Regions from separate parts of the Homo sapiens genome. Here regions 1 and 2 are each linked to region 3. The links are chromatin contacts, found by Hi-C or POLR2A ChIA-PET in ENCODE. All regions are on one chromosome and are shown on one strand. The core of a region is the stretch at or near the end of the contact, and the rest is flanking DNA. Distances in the headings are between cores, read along the strand shown. Region 1 overlaps TLL2 (tolloid like 2). Region 2 overlaps TLL2 (tolloid like 2). Region 3 overlaps PIK3AP1 (phosphoinositide-3-kinase adaptor protein 1).

The links. A loop is a pair of places that touch in the nucleus more often than their neighbours do. ChIA-PET counts read pairs that join two places held with the same protein, here RNA polymerase II (POLR2A). Pooled maps may share reads with other maps.
Region 1: a loop to region 3 is called in a map of B cell, with 5 times the contacts of the local background. The contact joins two enhancer-like sites. A Hi-C loop is called at or near these places in 4 of 168 maps with a recorded cell type or tissue (B cell, GM12878, cardiac septum and 1 more), 21 of 37 single-sample maps with no recorded cell type and 13 of 50 pooled maps. POLR2A ChIA-PET finds 5 or more read pairs at or near these places in 1 of 52 experiments (AG04449).
Region 2: a map with no recorded cell type shows a loop between it and region 3 (3-fold over the local background). The contact joins two enhancer-like sites. A Hi-C loop is called at or near these places in 5 of 37 single-sample maps with no recorded cell type and 8 of 50 pooled maps. POLR2A ChIA-PET finds 5 or more read pairs at or near these places in 3 of 52 experiments (A549, AG04449 and activated B cell).

What each region holds. Positions count from the first base shown.
Region 1 is chr10:96,395,989-96,400,032 of GRCh38, reverse strand. TLL2 (tolloid like 2) reads left to right here. Exons shown (of 21, transcript NM_012465.4): 11 at 2,731-2,847; 12 at 4,013-4,044. Among named protein-coding and RNA genes, the nearest start is that of OPALIN, 39 kb to the right of the region's middle. RefSeq lists an enhancer at 2,391-2,919. Within about 2 kb of position 1,977, at least 3 of the 41 ENCODE cell types and tissues checked have a DNase peak (open chromatin) inside an H3K27ac peak, as active enhancers do.
Region 2 is chr10:96,376,708-96,380,649 of GRCh38, reverse strand. It overlaps TLL2 (tolloid like 2), which reads left to right. Exons shown (of 21, transcript NM_012465.4): 17 at 1,558-1,683; 18 at 3,831-3,942. Among named protein-coding and RNA genes, the nearest start is that of OPALIN, 20 kb to the right of the region's middle. RefSeq lists an enhancer at 1,195-1,704. Within about 2 kb of position 1,709, at least 3 of the 41 ENCODE cell types and tissues checked have a DNase peak (open chromatin) inside an H3K27ac peak, as active enhancers do.
Region 3 is chr10:96,617,471-96,621,461 of GRCh38, reverse strand. It overlaps PIK3AP1 (phosphoinositide-3-kinase adaptor protein 1), which reads left to right. Exons shown (of 17, transcript NM_152309.3): 12 at 905-1,110. It also overlaps the pseudogene RNA5SP324 and the pseudogene RPS2P36. Among named protein-coding and RNA genes, the nearest start is that of TM9SF3, 32 kb to the right of the region's middle. Within about 2 kb of position 2,686, at least 9 of the 41 ENCODE cell types and tissues checked have a DNase peak (open chromatin) inside an H3K27ac peak, as active enhancers do.

The DNA.
Region 1 (4,044 bases), core at 728-3,227, 220 kb after region 3:
AAAGTGATTTGGGGAGAGTGCTTAGGAATAATTTGTAATTTGTTCTACGAAGTCTAGTTTTGCCAAGGCAGTAAAATATACCTCAGGCTGCAATTCCTGCCTCCTGCCGAGTACTCAGCAGAGACAGGCTGTCTAATGGCCCTTGGGTGGTGCGTGGTTCATCTCATCTGCTTAGGTCCTTAGGAGACGAGGCAGTGAAAGTCTCCCTCTCTTTTGGAAACAAGCCTCAGTGGCTGTGACAGCTGGGTTTTAAAAGGAGAAACTTGGATTTGAAACTTGGGCTAGGCTAAGAAGGAATTCCTTTTGTGAACCGGCACTGTCTAATTGCTCCGTGTCCTCATTGGTAAGCAGTACTTCCCCAGGCTTGCCTGTCATTTTCCAAAAATCACTTGACACTAATTGGCCGTGCCAGAGAAACCATTACTGAAAATTTAAAGGCTTCTGGTGGATTTTTTCTTGCCAAATTCTTGGCAGGAGTTTCATCTCATCTCACTTAATATTAATCTCCCCAATTCCAAAAGGCTACAGGTGGTCAGAATTGGAAGGAAGCAGAGGAGATTAACAGCCTTTACCCCCATGTTTCCCCAAACCATGTACAACACAGCTGGCCCTTAGGAGATGCCTACAGTGGCCTTTACTCCTCCCCTAACCTCACCTGCTCATAGCCTCACGTGGTTTGTCCACTGCCTAACATAGCACTGGCAGTAAGAGTACCCGTGACATATCTGTGAATTGGACTTTAAAAAAATATTCAGATATAATTTCTGGACCATACAATTCACCATTTAAAGTATACCAGTCAATGGTTTTTAGCATGCTCAGAGTTGTGTCACCACAATCAATTTTAGAATATTTTCATCACAGCCAGGCGCGGTGGCTCATGCCTGTAAACCCAGCACTTTGGGAAGCTGAGGCGGGCAGATCATGAGGTCAGGAGATTGAGACCATCCTGGCTAACACGGTGAAACCCCATCTCTACTAAAAATATAAAAAATTAGCTGGGCATGGTGGCACGTGCCTGTAGTCCCAGCTACTTGGGAGGGTGAGGCAGGAGAATCCCTTGAACCTGGGAGGCAGAGGCTGCAGTGAGCTGAGATCACGCCATTGTGTTCCAGCCTGGGTGACAGAGCAAGACTCTGTCTCAAAAAAAAAAAAAAAAAAAAAGAATATTTTCATCACTCCAAAAGAAGACCCATATTCATTAGCAGCCACTTCCCATTCCCCATTGCCCCCCAAAGCTAAATACATTCTCCAAGTGACTCATGCAATAGGTGCTTGGTAGAACCATGGTCTTCCAGTCCAAATAGACCGTGGCTGGCCTGTGTTCTGAACCATTCAGTAAAGATGAACCCATCTCCCACCTCGCCCTGGGCTGCCATCCTGACGTGGCAGTAGGGATTAGATGGCCAAGAATGACCAGGTACTGGGAAGACCAGGCCTCTGTGGAGGCTCCAGATTTCAGACCATGCACCCAAGTGTCTAAGAAAATACAAATGTATTAATTTTTTTTCTCGATAACAAAAGTTTGTCTATGATGATCCCCCTTTCCATCAGGTAGTAGGGACTTGATTTTGGTCAATTTGTGTTTTCAGTTTTGGTCAATTTGTATGTCCTGGTTGGGGGCATAGTTTATGCCAAGGCATGGTGGTGGCGGGGGGCATCTATCCTGCCACCCTGACTGGCATTGCTGGGATGTTCTCATCCCTAACCAATGAGTCCTCTATCCAGATACAGGCTACTGGGCTTCCTCCTTTTATCAACCCTAGGCCAGTTCAGAATGGTGCAGGTCTACATTCCCCTAGAAGCTTGGGAGACATTCTATGGCTCCCCTAATCCTCTCAGCTGTGGGAAAGTCACTTCCATCCCCCTCTTGGGCCTGGAATCATGTTGCTGCCATCCTGCCACACTTTGCCTGAAGAGCTCTGCATGCCTGTCTCAGGGCCAAATGTCTGGACAATCACATAGACACTTCTATGCTGACCTTGGCGGGTGGGCACAACAGGGGAATCCAGGGTCTTGCTGCCACTCTGGACTCTGCCCAAGGACTGAGGACACAGTTTTCTGCTTCTCTTAGATTCTTAAACCTACCTGGGATCTCTTTCTCAAGGTGAGATGGGGAATGGGTCCTTTTAGGGGCTCCCTGCTGCTCTCCCGCTAGTCCTGTCACTCCTCCATCCTAGGAACCCTCCTACGGCTACCAGGATGGGGAAAATATGGTGCATCCTTCCAAATCTTTGCTATTGCAACTAGGCTTGTGAAATGTAAACGCCAAGATGGTTTTATTTCTTTGCTGTGTTTTCCCTGGCATCCCTTCCCAAGTCAAGGAAAGCAGATGTCTAATGCCCCCAAAAGGGAAGGGTATACATGCAACAGGAAACACCAGGAAAGGAAATCTGCTCTATTCTCTCACCATTCTTCCCCTGCCTCACCTTCAGAGCCTCAGCAACACCCCTCGGCAGGGGAGAGGCTGCCTGGGCTCTTCTCTGGATACTTTGATGGGAATTTGGAATTCTCCTGAAGTCAGCCTGAAAAAGAATTAAGTCACACATTATTGTGTGACTCTTCCAATCCCATCTTTTGATCCTGTGTGTGCTACAGGATAAGTTGTCCCAGCCAGGGTTATTGCTCACTTCAAACCACGTGTGAAGAACCTCAGCTTCCTCCTAGCCTGAAGCCAGTGCCTTCTTGCTGTCCCCAGGGCTCCTAACTGCTTCTTTTTCCACTTTCCAGGCAGGTTTTGTGGCGATAAGATCCCGGAGCCCCTCGTCTCCACGGACAGCCGGCTCTGGGTGGAGTTCCGCAGCAGCAGCAACATCTTGGGCAAGGGCTTCTTTGCAGCGTACGAAGGTTTGTGCGAGGTGAAAGCAGCTGCTCGGTGGCCCCTCATAAGCTCTGTCCTTCCCAGGCAGCCCACTGTCCCTCTCCCAGCCCAGACACTCCAGGCCAGAGCCACAGGGGTGGGGGCAGCCACCACAGGGGGCAAGCTGAGGATTCCACAGCCCCTCCTGCAACATTCTGGAAGCAGAGGCCAGCTGTGCCCACTTCAGAAGTAGTGCCATCCTTCTGACGCCATCCCACTCAACCCTCATTCCAGGCCAGCTGAGGAGTCGGCTTCCCCCATACAGGACGGTATTGGGGGGATCTAGAACCCTGTGGAAATGATAGCAGCCTCTGAATTGCTGTGTGAGCCTAAGCAAAGAATCTGACCTCTCTAGGCCTCTGTTTGTTTCCTTTGTGAAAAGAAGACTTTGGGCAACATCAAGGAATTTCCAACTGCGTTTCTTAGAAGGGCCTCTGAGGCTACCCTGGTGGCTGAGTAGAGGGAACCAATAGGTCTGGGCTCTAGGCAGCTGCCACCAGGTGATGGTGCTTCTATTTCTTCTATGTCTTGAGCTTCTCTGGCTCATTCCCCACCCCACCGTACCCTCTACCAAAAAAAAAAAAAAAAAAAGAAAGGGGAAAACTACCAGAAAATTACCAAGGGTCCTTTGGCCTTACATTACCAAGGGTCCTTCGGCCTTAAATTATTACAATTTTAGAGAGGCCAAAGTTTTGTCTTTGTAAAATAAGTAATGTGCATGTGTGCGCATGTGTGCACGTGTGCGCGCACGGGTCCTTTCCTACCAGCGGTCCTGTACTCTCTACCTTGAATCACCTGGGGAACTTCACGGCTACGCAGCGCTCCCCAACACCCACTGGAATCAGAACCTCTGGGGAGTGTGGCCCCAGCTTCCACAGTTTGCAAACTCCCTCAGGCGATTTTGATGCACAGCGAAGTTAGAGAACCACTGCTTTATGTGGTTTTTTCTTTATATGAAAAAAATTCAGAGTTAAAGACAAATGCAATCGTGCCTTTCTGGAGGCGCGGTGTTTGTGGGCTGGAGATGAAAATGTTGGTGAGCGGAGCCACCTAGTGGTGGCAAGCGCTGTTCCCCCCGCCTCCCCAACCTTCCTTCCTAAGTAAGATCTGACCAGGGCCCCCGTCTTCCTCTCCTGATGTCTCTTTCTAAAGCTACCTGCGGGGGAGACATGAACAAAGATGCC
Region 2 (3,942 bases), core at 460-2,959, 240 kb after region 3:
GCAATCTCCGCTCACTGCAAGCTCCGCCTCCTGGGTTCATGCCATTCTCCTGCCTCAGCCTCCCGAGTAGCTGGGACTACAGGCGCCCGCCACCACGCCCGGCTAATTATTATTATTATTATTTTTTGTATTTTTAGTAGAGACAGGGTTTCACCGTGTTAGCCAGGATGGTCTCAATCTCCTGATCTCGTGATCCGCCTGCCTTGGCCTCCCAAAGCAAAGGGTCTTTCTTACAAGGGCTCTTAGTTGTCCTGATAACATAAGCAGGTGAAATACATTGTTCAAGGAGACATTAACAATGGTGAACAAGAGCATATAGAGAGGGGAGGAAGACAGGGCTGACCCCTAAAGTCATTCTGGTGATGGCAGGGAAGCAGGGGAGGGAGGCTGATCTTTGGTAAATGCAGGAACAAGTTGGCTTAGGATAGGGCTGCATACAAGGACCACAAGTTTAACAAGGGCCAGCACTTGAGTTCTCACATAATAATTATACAGCTAACACTGTGGGCTGGATGCTGCTCTAATTAATTTACCCCTCCCAACAACCTGTGAAATGAGGATACCATTACTGTCTCCATTTTACAAGTGAGGCAACTGAGGCACAGAGGGCAGGAACTGCCCATGGCCACAAGGGCTGGAAGTGGTGCGGTAGGGCTGGCCCTCTGCTGTGTGTCCCCAACACTCAGCTGCTCCACGTGCAGAGGGCGGGGTGGAGTCGCGGCACTTGAGCCCAGGCCACAGAGGATGCTTGCTCACTGAGTGACCTTGATCACATTAGCCATTCTCAGCGTCAGTTTCCTTACTTGTTTTTGTTTTGTTTTGTTTTTGAGATGGAGTTTCACTCTTGTTGCCCAGGCTGGAGTGCACTGGCGCGATCTCTGCTCACTGCAACCTCTGCCTCCCAGGTTCAAGCAATTCTCCTGCCTCAGCCTCCCGCGTAGCTGGGATTACAGGCATGCACCACCACGCCTGGCTAATTTTTGTATTTTTAGTAGAGGCAGGGTTTCTCCATTTTGGCCAGGCTGGTCTCGAACTCCCAACCTCAGGTGATCCACCCACCTCGGCCTCCCAAAGTGCTGGGATTACAGGCATGAGCCACCATGCCTGGCCAGTTTCCTTACTTGTAAAGACTGACAGATAGACAGCTCCCTGCTAAGGTTGGATGAGAATTAACTTAGATAATGCATACAGTGTTTGGGGCAGTGCCTGTTGCATAGTAAACACTCAGTAAGTGGGAATTACTGTTATTATTGTTACTATTGTGATTAATACAAGCCTGTCCTTTAGGGAGCTCCTTGTTTTGAGCAGGGAGCAGGGGCAGAGAACATACATAAAGTACTTGGAGAATTCAACACATACCAGGGCCAAGTACATACCCAAGAAACCTGAGGTGAAGATGCTTCCCACTTCACTCCTCCAGTGAGGGAACAATCAGAGGGGGAAGGGGAGCAATCAGAGAGGCTTCCCAGAGGAGGCCACTTTTAAGTGGGATTCTGAGCCCTGAGGGACATTTGCAAGTTGGCGGTTCCTCTTAGAAGAGTTCATTGATCTCCCCAGATAAGGACGAGTGTGCCAAGGACAACGGCGGGTGTCAGCATGAGTGCGTCAACACCTTCGGGAGCTACCTGTGCAGGTGCAGAAACGGCTACTGGCTCCACGAGAATGGGCATGACTGCAAAGAGGGTGAGGCTGGACCTCCAGTTGTTGGGGGGGCGGGCTGCCCTTCGCCGCACCCCATGCCCCTGTGTGCATGTGCATGAGTAAGGAGGTGCGGCGAGGACCTCTTCCACCTTCTGAGCTGAGGCCCAGCAACTGCTGTCCTTGCGGGAGAGTTTTCCCCAGGGCATCTCGCTCCTTCAGGAGGCACCTGGGGGCCTCAGGTGCTCTAGGCTGTTATTTTTGTAAGTGATTAAGCCTGCAGGCTCTGGAATCCAATTACCTAGGTCTAAATCCTGGCTCTGCCGTTCCCTAGCTGTGTGACCTTGGGCAAGCTATTTAACCTCTCTGAGCCTCAGTTTTTTCTTTAGTTAAAAGGGTCTAAACATACCTCCTTCTTAAAGTTTTTGTGAGGATTAAAAGAATGCCTAGAAAGTATTTCAGACTCTCTGACACATGTTATGTCCTCAAATGTCAATAAAGATCAGCCATTTATGTCTTTGTCATATATTAATTACCATATGCAGGTCCCATTGGAAAATAGGATTTGGGGAAAGCTTTGCTCCATTCTCCATTACACTGTGGGGAATTCTTCAGGGCCAGGTGGCTTTTACTGTCCAGTCATCCTGGAAAAAGCCTTCCTTCTGTTCTTACCCTGCCCAGTGAAGGGATTTCGAACATTTATGACAAACACACAGGCTTCCAGGCCTTGGCTCCAGCCACGAAACCCTGCAAAGGAAGTCAAGGGTGGAGGAAGATGTGGAAGACACACACCCTGATCTCTGGAATAAACAGTCTGGATTTAGGAGATTTGGCTGGGTGCCGCAGAGTCTGGTCAGGATCTGCCTAGAATGTTAAAGGAGGCGCTGACACATCTTCAGGAGGAGGTGGCCACCCTCCAAGCCCAGCCCTAGGGCATGGTCACAGGTGGCGGAGGGGCTGGGTGGGAGGCTGCTGGAAGAACTGAGCTGGGAAGGAACAGTCAAGCCCCTGTGAGATGGGCCCGGGCCAGGACCAGGCTTGCCTCCTGCAGTGTGGGAGAGGACAGGAGTGACGTCAACTCTCCCAAGATCCCACCCCTGAATAGTGGCTGCATTCATGTGGGTTGACCCCAACAGCAGGGGGTGTCAGAGCAACATCTCAGGAGCTGAGCAAATGTCCCAGGAGCTGAGCCACTGCCCCTTTGAGCACCTGTTCTCTGCGTTGGCTGCAGAGCAGATGTAGCACTGAGCAGAGGCAAATCTCTTTGGAACATCCTCGAAGCTGTTTCCTCCCCTTCCTGCCCCCGGCCCTCCTCACCTGCCTCTCCAGCTTCTTCAGTGTGGAGCCTCCGTGTTTGTGATACAGTCCACCGTGCTTTCTAAGCAGTGGTAGACTGGCCTCAAAGCCAGGCAGGCCAAGTTCGAGTCCCAGCTCTGCCCCCTATCAGCAAGGCACTGACCCTCTCCAAACCTATTTTCTTATTTGGGAAGTGAGAAGGACTAAAAGAGAGGATGCATGGAAAATGCTGACCACAGTGCCCACCACAGAAGAGAAATGGCAGCTATTGGCCAAGATGCCAGGCATTGAACAAGTTGTGGGACCACTCTTGGCAAATAGCACTGTAACCAGGACAAACTTGGTAGACTCCAAATAAAGCCACTTTGAAAAACTAAAAGAAGCTTATGGATGGATGATGAAGGAGGCCTCTGTTAGCCAAGATGCACTGAGCACTTACCATGGGCTGGCATGCCCTAAGCCTTTCCCATGCATTATCTCATTCGATCACATATCACCCTGACTAGAGTGGCACCCTTTTACAAATAAGGACACCGAAGCTTACATAAGAGCCCCAAGTCCCACAGATTGTAGGTGGCAGAACCAGGACATGGGCCGAGGCCCACCTGACCCCACTGCCAGTGCTTTTAACATATTTGCAAGGATAACTGCAATGTGGATAGGAATAGAAAGATAGCCTGGCCCCCGAGCCACAGTCAGGAAGGCAGAAAAGCCAGTGCAAGTAAACCAGCACATCCCTGAGCCAGGAGATACCTGATTCAGGATACCCCACCCCCATATTTGATAAAGACCCTGAGACAATTAGGAGAGAGGGGAGGAGACCCCCCTAGAATCCTTCTTGTGCTGCCCACAGTGAATGACTTCTCTCTTTGTATGTGTCCCCCTGCCACCCCCAGCTGGCTGTGCACACAAGATCAGCAGTGTGGAGGGGACCCTGGCGAGCCCCAACTGGCCTGACAAATACCCCAGCCGGAGGGAGTGTACCTGGAACATCTCTTCGACTGCAGG
Region 3 (3,991 bases), core at 1,437-3,936:
TGTCTGAGATCATTGACCTTTTCCTGGAGTCGTCTCTCAAGAATGGGGTTCTGAAGATTATGCTGGCACAGAAGTTGACCCATGCTGGCCATTTCACCAGGTTCAAGGTGTTTGTTGCCTTTGAGGACTACAATGGCCATGTTGTCTGGGTATTAAGCACTCCAAGGGGGTAGCCACTACCATCCAACGGGCCATCATCCCAGCCAAGCTCTCCATTGGACCCGCACAGAGAGGCTACAGGGGGAACAAGATCAGCAAGCCCCACACCAGCCTTTGCAACGTGACAGGCCACTGGCTCTGTGCTGGTGTGTGTGCCTCATCCCTGCCCCCAGGGGCACTAAGCATCATCTTGGCCTCTGTGCCCAAGAAGCTGCTGCTGATGGCTGCTACGCCTTGGCCAGGGACCGCACTGCCACCCTGGGCCACCTTTGATGCCATCTCTAAGACTGCTAGCAACTGGATCCCTGACCTCTGGAAAGAGACTGTATTCACCAAGTTTCCCTACCAGGAATTCACTGACCATCTCTCAAGACCCACACCAGAGTCTCTAAGCAGAAGACGCAGGTTCCAGCTGTGGCTACAACGTACGGTTTTCTTACCAGAAAAATGAAATGAATGAAGCCTGTTAAAAATAATAATAATAGTTAAGACTTGGGAGAGTCAGCAGATTTCACGCCTCCCTTAAATGTTGCAGCCTTGTCTACTTCAGTGTGATAGGCCTTGGAATTATTAGCTGCATTCTTCTCCCCTGATTTTATGTTGTATCTCCCCCTTCTTGGCCACATGTAATTGTTCTTTTGAGAAGAGTCCTCTTGAGCCTGTGACCAGCCTCATTAACCGTACACTTCTGGTGAGTGGTCCCCAGTGGGGGAGCTGTCAAGCTGAGTTTTGCCATCCTTTCCAGGGCCGCCCGTCAGACCATGGAGGGACAGGCCCCAGTCGAGTATATATGACCCTTTTGCGGGAATGAAAACGCCAGGCCAGCGGCAGCTTATCACCCTCCAGGAGCAGGTGAAGCTGGGCATTGTCAACGTGGATGAGGCTGTGCTCCACTTCAAAGAGTGGCAGCTCAACCAGAAGAAACGATCGGAGTCCTTTCGTTTCCAGCAGGTAACTAGCTTCGTATGGAATTTGTTTCATGTCTATTTCCCCACTTGACAGTAGAGGAGGGCTGGGCCATGGCTGTCTTGTGTATTGCTGTACCTGGACACCTGTGGCTGTGCCTGCGAATGTTTGAGTTTCATTGTGAACCAGTGAGTGTGTATGAGTGTCACCTCGGTCTGTAACCACATGGCTCCCTGGCTGAGAGCTGGGTAGCTTTTCCAGGTACCATGAGGCTTGAGATCAGGAACAAAGACTCAACTACAAACACTAACTCTGCTGCTGTGTCTCTCTGCATTTGGCTCCCTGCTTCTGCTTTCCAGCTTTTTTCTTTTCAGAGTCTCTCTCTCTCTATTCCTACTGCCAAATACCCTCATAACTATCACACTTTATGACTCAAAGAGAACTTGGAAAACTCCCAAGAAATATGATTAAATGAACAAAACAAGTTGCAGATACAAAACCACCCAAATTAAAACAACTCAGACACGTCCACACACAAACTCTGTATTTCTATGGACATGTATATAAATGCAAGGACAAAGATCTGGAAACGGCCACTTCGGGCCCATTCCAGGGGCCACCTCTCAGGAGAAGACTGGGATTGGAGGACTGGGGTGTCAGAGGAGACTCTTGCTCTACCTGTATAGTTTGAAGCTTTTATGAGAATATATAACTCCATACCTGTATCATAAGTGTACATGATGTATAATTAAAAACAAAAAAAGAACTCAAACTTAACCTTAGGAAGCTCATTCTTAGTCCACCAATGCCTTTGTATTAAAAAGGAGGAAATGGGGCTCAGGAGGTTAAGGGACACGTCCAAGGCATCTTTCCTAGTGAGGGGCCGAGTCAGGACTGGAACTATTGCTTTCTCTCTCCACCTCCCCAGGCTGCTTCCTTCAAAGTACTAGCCAGGCCCGACCCTGCTTACCCTCAGAGATCAGATGGGATTGGGCGCGTTCAGGGTGTTATGGCTATAGACCCTGGTGGTGTGTATTCTAATCTCTGTTCTTACGCTATCTGACATACCAGCTGTCAAGGCGGGGAGTAAGCAGCACCCGTCCAGGGCTGAGATAGGAGCCTGTCTTCTGGGACAGGATTAGTGGTGAAGAGTGGGGAAGCATGTCATCAGGCCGCATTTGCTGACCTCCGACAGTGCTATGTTAGGCATTGTGCTCAGCGTTAAATAGACCTGATCTCTTTCACTCCTCATACACGCATATGAAATAAGTATTACTCCTCCTGTTCTACAGAAAACTGAGGCTCAGAGAGGCGAAGAGGCAGTCAAGGTTCAAACCTCCCCTTTCTCACCCCAGAGCCTGTGCTCCCTTCACTATGCCTTCTGCCTTTTTAGTGCTCCTTAAGACAGGGGCACCTGCTCTGCCAGCTGCCTCCCTCCCTTTTGGGGCCTGAAGGGTGGGAGGGCACTCTGGAGAGCTGAATGCAGGAATCACGGGTGCTTTTCACTCAGGAGCCCCTGGGAGGCTGCAGTCCTGCTGAGAAAAGGCTGGCCCTGGCTAAACAATGTTTTTTTGCTCCTTGCCAAGTTGTGCAACCACGTGGCACAGTAGTTAAGAACAGCCAGGGCTCTAGAGCTGGCAGCCTGAATTTACATCTTTATTCTGCTATTTGATGACCTTGACCTTGCTGTGCCTCATATGAAAGGGGAGGACTAGGTGATATAAGCTACTGTAAGCAGCATAACTGGTACGTAGTAAATACATAATAAATGTTAGCTCTCTTTCTTTTTTTCTTTTTTTTTTTTTTTACATTTTCTTGTAGTGTAAGGTAATTGCTAATATGAGGTATAATCTGTAAGCAATTAATACAAATATAAATAGGTATAAGCCACCACTAACTCAGTCTGCTGGAAAGCTTCTCAGCTAAAGTAGTTTGAGGATAAGGTTAAGGGAAATGAGAAGGGGTGGACAGGGCAGGTTTCCAGTGGGAACATAATTTACGTGTCTTATCATTACCATCATCCTGTATGTACCAGTCCATTGTTGCAGAAAGGTAAATCCTTTCCAAGTATGGTTTTTTTGTTATCGTTGTTGTTGTTATACTTTAAGTTCTAGGGTACATGTGCACAACGTGCAGGTTTTTTACATAGGTATACATGTGCCATGTCTTTCTGTGTTTCTATCCAAGAGACCTCTTCCCTTCCCATGAGCTGGTCCAGAACTCTTGGGCATAGCAGACGACGGGTTTATATTTAATACGGCAGAATCCCAGCTCATGGGGGCTCACATTGTTTGGTTCCCTGAGAGCCTCTAGCCACTTCCTGAGCATCTCCCCTTCAGGGGCTGGTGGTGTGGAGACATTCCTGGGTGGAGGCCTCATCTTCCTTTTCCTCTGCCTCTCTGTCCACTCCTCTGTCTCCTTCACGTCACCCTCTCACAATGGACATTGAAGCTTTCCTTCAGCTCCTTCTCTGTGCAGTCTGTGTCTCCAGTTCCATGTTTCCAGCCCCAGTTGGCTTTGTCCCCCTGAGTGCCCCAGGCTCACAGCATGTCTAACAACAAACCATCCCTCAAGGCCGCTTTCCTTTCCCAACAGCCTCTCTGTGCTCATCACAGAGGAGAGGGAGATCAGACCTCAGAGTCTCTTTGGCCTTCTCCCGTGCTTCCGCTCACCCAGTCAGCGGTGTGTCCTGCTTGGTCCTGCTCTGCGGCATTTGTCCTCTTGCATCTGCTCCTGTCTCTCCATTCCCCCAGCCACATCCCCATGTCAGCTTCTGTTGCCTGCATCTGGCATACTCCATAGTCTCCAGGAAGGTCTGCTGGCCTCTGTTCCTTCTTCTCTAGTTCACTAGAACCTTAAATCCATGACAAGCTCACAGTGTTCAGTGTTTCCCTGCTGTCTCCTGGACACAGGTGAGTCTCTTCAG